Linked DNA regions of Homo sapiens: region 2 is linked to region 1. A link is a loop called in an ENCODE intact Hi-C map of the cell type or tissue named here. Cell type or tissue: heart left ventricle. All regions are shown on one strand. Region 1 overlaps DYNC2I2 (dynein 2 intermediate chain 2). Region 2 has its middle 17 kb from the start of ODF2.

The links. A loop is a pair of places that touch in the nucleus more often than their neighbours do. Peaks named below come from ENCODE experiments on the same cell type or tissue, not always from the same donor. Only the 100,000 strongest peaks of a DNase experiment are listed, where the experiment ranks them.
Region 2: a loop joins it to region 1, with 2.6 times the contacts of the local background. A loop is called at or near these places in 4 of 110 quality-filtered maps.

The regions. Positions count from the first base shown.
Region 1 is chr9:128,634,063-128,636,562 of GRCh38, reverse strand. DYNC2I2 (dynein 2 intermediate chain 2) reads left to right here. Exons shown (of 9, transcript NM_052844.4): 4 at 125-282; 5 at 796-905; 6 at 1,304-1,471; 7 at 1,642-1,874; 8 at 2,180-2,337. Among named protein-coding and RNA genes, the nearest start is that of DYNC2I2, 22 kb to the left of the region's middle. RefSeq lists enhancers at 1-618, 671-1,870. In heart left ventricle, CTCF peaks have their summits at 329 (motif pointing right) and 1,172 (motif pointing left); DNase peaks (open chromatin) are centred at 322, 1,062, 1,588 and 1,728; H3K4me3 peaks cover 1,610 bases; H3K27ac peaks cover 2,500 bases.
Region 2 is chr9:128,437,829-128,440,328 of GRCh38, reverse strand. No RefSeq gene overlaps it. Among named protein-coding and RNA genes, the nearest start is that of ODF2, 17 kb to the left of the region's middle. RefSeq lists a silencer at 1,538-1,711. In heart left ventricle, a CTCF peak has its summit at 1,527 (motif pointing left); a DNase peak (open chromatin) is centred at 1,508.

The DNA.
Region 1 (2,500 bases):
CAGAGTAGTGTCTGGTGGTGACAAGGACACAGCGAGTGTGTCCGGGGCTAGTGGGGAGAGAGGTGGGGTGGGTGATAGGAGCCCCACCCAGGGGCACAGCCGGCTCAAGCCTGTCCCTGCACAGGCTGGACCATGGGGACTGGAGCACGCTTAAGTCCTTCGTGTGTGCCTGGAACCTGGACCGGCGAGACCTGCGTCCCCAGCAGCCGTCGGCCGTGGTGGAGGTCCCCAGCGCTGTCCTGTGTCTGGCCTTCCACCCCACGCAGCCCTCCCACGTCGCAGGTGAGCTGCCTGCTGTGTCCGCCTCCTCTCCTCTCAGGACTCAGCTTCCCGCCCTGCAGAGGGCACAAGGGAGCTTTCCATGGGCCCTTTGGCCCGGAGACAGGAAGGCGGGCCCTGACCCTCTCAGTCTGGAGCCCAGGTGAAGGTCTGCAGTGAGCCCTGAGGGGTGGAACTCGGGGGAGGAGTCTGGAAGGGGGCCAGGGTCGGGGCCAGGACAGGGGGCTGTGGAGAGGCCAGAAGAGGCAGGTGCCCTTGGGAAGCCGTCAGTGGTAGGGGGCAGGCAACGCTGGAGGGAGCTGCCAGGTGCAGGGCAGGGGTGTCCGGCAAAGCTCCCTGGGGTACAACAGGGGAGCTGGGGGCTAGGACTCTCCCTCTGTGGGGATGACTTCCAGCCAAGTGGCTCTGCCGCCTGGCCCTGGCCCTGGCCCTGTAGGTGGGCTGGGGCGGGTGTTTGGCCAGGAAGTCAGGCTGGGGGTGGGGCTGAGCCTCTGCCCAGGTCCACTGTCCCTGCAGGAGGGCTGTACAGTGGTGAGGTGTTGGTGTGGGACCTGAGCCGTCTTGAGGACCCGCTGCTGTGGCGCACAGGCCTGACGGATGACACCCACACAGACCCTGTGTCCCAGGTCAGGGCAGGGGCTGCCGGGCGGGGTGGGCCCTGAGGCAGAGCTGGGGAGAGGGCGCCCACTCTCCTAGGAAGGTCACCCGGGCGTTGGCAGTTGGACAGCTGCCTCCTGCATTCTCGGAGCTCCCGCAGCATGAGTCACCCCCCTCAGGAGCCACTCCCAGGGCCCTGTGGCCATTCCCAGCCTCCTCTGCAGGCACCGAGTGAGCAGCGCTGGGATTCTGGGACTGGAGAGGGCCCTGGGAACCCTCCAGGCCTGCCCCCTGGTGGGTGAGCCTGGTTCTGGGGCCTCCCGGAGAATTTTTTTTTTTCCTGGAAGAGAGGGAGGGTAGGGGTGGAGCGTGACACCTGGGCAGGTGTCCCTTGTCTCCATCCTGGCCCTGCATGCTGTTAACTCAGGTGGTGTGGCTGCCCGAGCCTGGGCACAGCCACCGCTTCCAGGTGCTGAGTGTGGCCACCGACGGGAAGGTGCTACTCTGGCAGGGCATCGGGGTAGGCCAGCTGCAGCTCACAGAGGGCTTCGCCCTGGTCATGCAGCAGCTGCCACGGAGCACCAAGCTCAAGAAGGTACGTGGGCACCCGGAAACTGCCCTGGCCTGCGCCGGTGAGCCTTGGGGGTGGGAAGGTGTGGCAGTGGGCCTGACTTGCTGTGATCTCCCCTCCTGTTCTCTGGCTCTGTTGGGACAGTGCCATCTGATGCCCTTGGCTCTGACCCTGCTGCTGCCATTTCTCCACAGCATCCCCGCGGGGAGACCGAGGTGGGCGCCACGGCAGTGGCCTTCTCCAGCTTTGACCCTAGGCTGTTCATTCTGGGCACGGAAGGCGGCTTCCCGCTCAAGTGTTCCCTGGCAGCTGGAGAGGCAGCCCTCACGCGGATGCCCAGCTCCGTGCCCCTGCGGGCCCCAGCACAGTTTACCTTCTCCCCCCACGGCGGTCCCATCTACTCTGTGAGCTGTTCCCCCTTCCACAGGTACGTAGGGCAGGCCTGGGGCACAGTGGGGCCAGGGTGTCCCTGCCCTGCGGGTCTCTAGCCTGCCAAGCCTCATGACAAACTGCTTCAAGTGCTTGCCTTCTGCCCACTCTGAGACCCGTGTTCAGGTCTTTGGTGGTTGGCCCAGGCATCGTCCCTTCTCTAATGAGAGGACCAACTCCAGGCTGAGGGACCCGGGAGGCTCTTCACGAGCCTGGCAGCCCAGGAGGGGTCTGGTGTTGGGGGCCAGCACCACCCAGACCCCAGCACTGATTCCCTTGCCTGGCCCCCTGCATCCCGTCTAGGAATCTCTTCCTGAGCGCTGGGACTGACGGGCATGTCCACCTGTACTCCATGCTGCAGGCCCCTCCCTTGACTTCGCTGCAGCTCTCCCTCAAGTATCTGTTTGCTGTGCGCTGGTCCCCAGTGCGGCCCTTGGTTTTTGCAGCTGCCTCTGGGAAAGGTAGGAAGGGGCCGCTAGGCCTGGATCTGTTTAAGGGGTGGGTGGTCTGGGCCCTGCTTGTACCTGGGGTTCTGGGTTGGGGAAAAGACCACACATGGGGGTAAGGACGGCTTCCCTCCAGCAACCCAACTCAAAGCCACTGTGGCTGCACACAACAGGATTG
Region 2 (2,500 bases), 200 kb after region 1:
CCTTTTGCTATCCCCAAGGCTCAGCCCCTCCCCTCCTTAAAGTCTTTTTTTTTTTTTTTTTTGTCTATTTTTTTTTTTTTTTTGAGACGGAGTCTCACTCTGTCACCCAGGCTGGAGTGCAGTGGTTTGATCTCGGCTCACTGCAACCTCTGCCTCCCAGGTTCAAGCAATTCTCTTCCTCAGCCTCCCACGTAGCTGGGACTACAGGCGCCCACCACCACACCTGGCTAATTTTTGTATTTTTAGTAGAGACGGGGTTTCACCCTCTTGGCCAGGCTGGTCTTGAACTCCTGACCTCGTGATCCACCTGCCTCGCCCTCCCAAAATGGTGGGATTACAGGTGTGAGCCACCCTGCCTGGCGAAGTCTTTTGTTTTTGAGATGGAGTCTCACTCTGTCGCCCAAGCTGGAGTGCAGTGGTGCAAGCTCAGCTCACTGCAACCTCCACCTCCCAGGTTCAAGTGATTCTCCTGCTTCAGTCTCCCGAGTAGCTGGCATTACAGGCGCCCGCTAGCACACCTGACTAATTTTTGTATTTTTAATAGAGATGGGATTTCCCTATGTTGGCCAGGCTGGTCTCAAACTCCTGGCCTCCAGTGATCCATCTGCTTAGGCCTTCCAAAGTGCTAGGATTACAGGCATGAGCAACTATGCCTGGCCCACTCCTGCGTCTTTGTTCAGGTGTTAACTTCTCAGATCTTACTTTGTATCTCTCCGCTTCTCATTTTTCTCTATAGCAATTCACACCCTCTGATCTTTCTTTGTTTTTGTCTGCATCCCTCATTAGGATGTCAGTTTTGGCCGGGTGTGGTGACAGAAGGTGATAGAGTGAGACTCCGCCACAAAAAAAAAAGAAAAAAAAGAATGTCAGTTTAATGAGGTCAGGGGTTTTGTCAGTTTCATTCACTGCTGAATCCCCAGGGCCTGACTGCGGCCCATGGGAGGTGCTTAATAAAGGTTAACAAATGAATGAAGGGGACACCTGGAGCCTGGAGAGAAGTGAGTCGCTCAAGGTCATAGCCATCCAGAATGAATGACTTTCATCTTAGAACGAATAAAGCACCGAGTCCACAGCTCCAGCCCAAGGTCCTTCTCACAGCCGTGCCAGGTCCTGGACCTCAACCCCAGGACAGAGCCAAGGGATACCCCAACCTCAGGGAGTGCCTGTCAGGCTCTGCCAGGACTGGAGTGCTCACACAACCAAGTCAGGGGGCCACATGGAAGAGGAGCAGGAACGGTGGAAGCCAAAGCAGCCATGGCCAAGGCCAGGAGCCATCTCCCCTCCCACCCCTCCAGCTGCCTGAGTGCAGGCATGACAGACAGCGGCTGGGCCCAGAAGCCCGACTCTCTGGGGCCAGGGGAGAGGCCTGCAGTTCCCATCAGAAGAGCAGAAGACGCAGAGCTGCTGCGGGTTGCCCCAGCACCAATGGGAGCTTCCCTATGGCCCATGCTTCCTTCCTGGTGTTGGCCCCAACCCAGCAGAGAGCATCCTGGCCAAGTCCAGGCTCTGCCACCTTGCGCCCTCTGGTGGCCACATTGGTTAGTGCCAGAGGGGAACCCAGGATCTCCCCCAGCCCCTCCCAGGCGGTTCCTCTTCCCCTAAGCCAGGGTTTCAGCTGCACAAGAGATGATCCAAAGGGCCGGGGGACATCAGCAGCCCTTGGACTGGCTGGGCCCACCCTGACCAGCAAGGTGAGGCTGGTAATGACTTCGGGGATGACCACATCAGCCCCAACAGGTGAGCACTCACTGTGAGCCGGGCTCAGGCTAGGCCACTCTATACCCAACCAGCCACAATGACCGAAGAGTAGACTAAGGCCCAGGGAAGGGATGGCACCCACCCAAGATCACCCAGCACAGAGGTGATGCTGGATCGGCCTGACTCCTCACCTGTCCTCCCCTCTCTGTCCCTCCAATTGCTCAACCATAGATCAGGAAGCCTCCTCCCAGGCCAGCTGAGATGCAGAGGCTCAGCCATGAGTTAAAAAATATAAAGTAAAAATACAAAAATTAGCTGGGCGTGGTGGCACATGCCTGTAATCCCAGCTACTAGGGAGGCTGAGGAAGGAGAATCGCTTCAACCCAAGAGGCGGAGGCTGCAGTGAGCCGAGATCACACCACTGCACTCCAGCCTGGGTGACAGAGCGAGACTCTGTCTTAAAAACAAACAAATATATATACATGTATATATATGTATGTATACATATATACATGTATATACACGTATGTGTACATATATACACGTATATATACGTGTATATACGTGTGTGTATATACGTGTATATACGTGTGTGTATATACGTGTATATACGTGTGTGTATATACGTGTATATACGTGTGTGTATATACGTGTATATACGTGTGTGTATATACGTGTATATACGTGTGTGTATATACGTGTATATACGTGTATGTGTATATACGTGTATATACGTGTATGTGTATATACGTGTATATACGTGTATGTGTATATACGTGTATATACGTGTATGTGTATATAC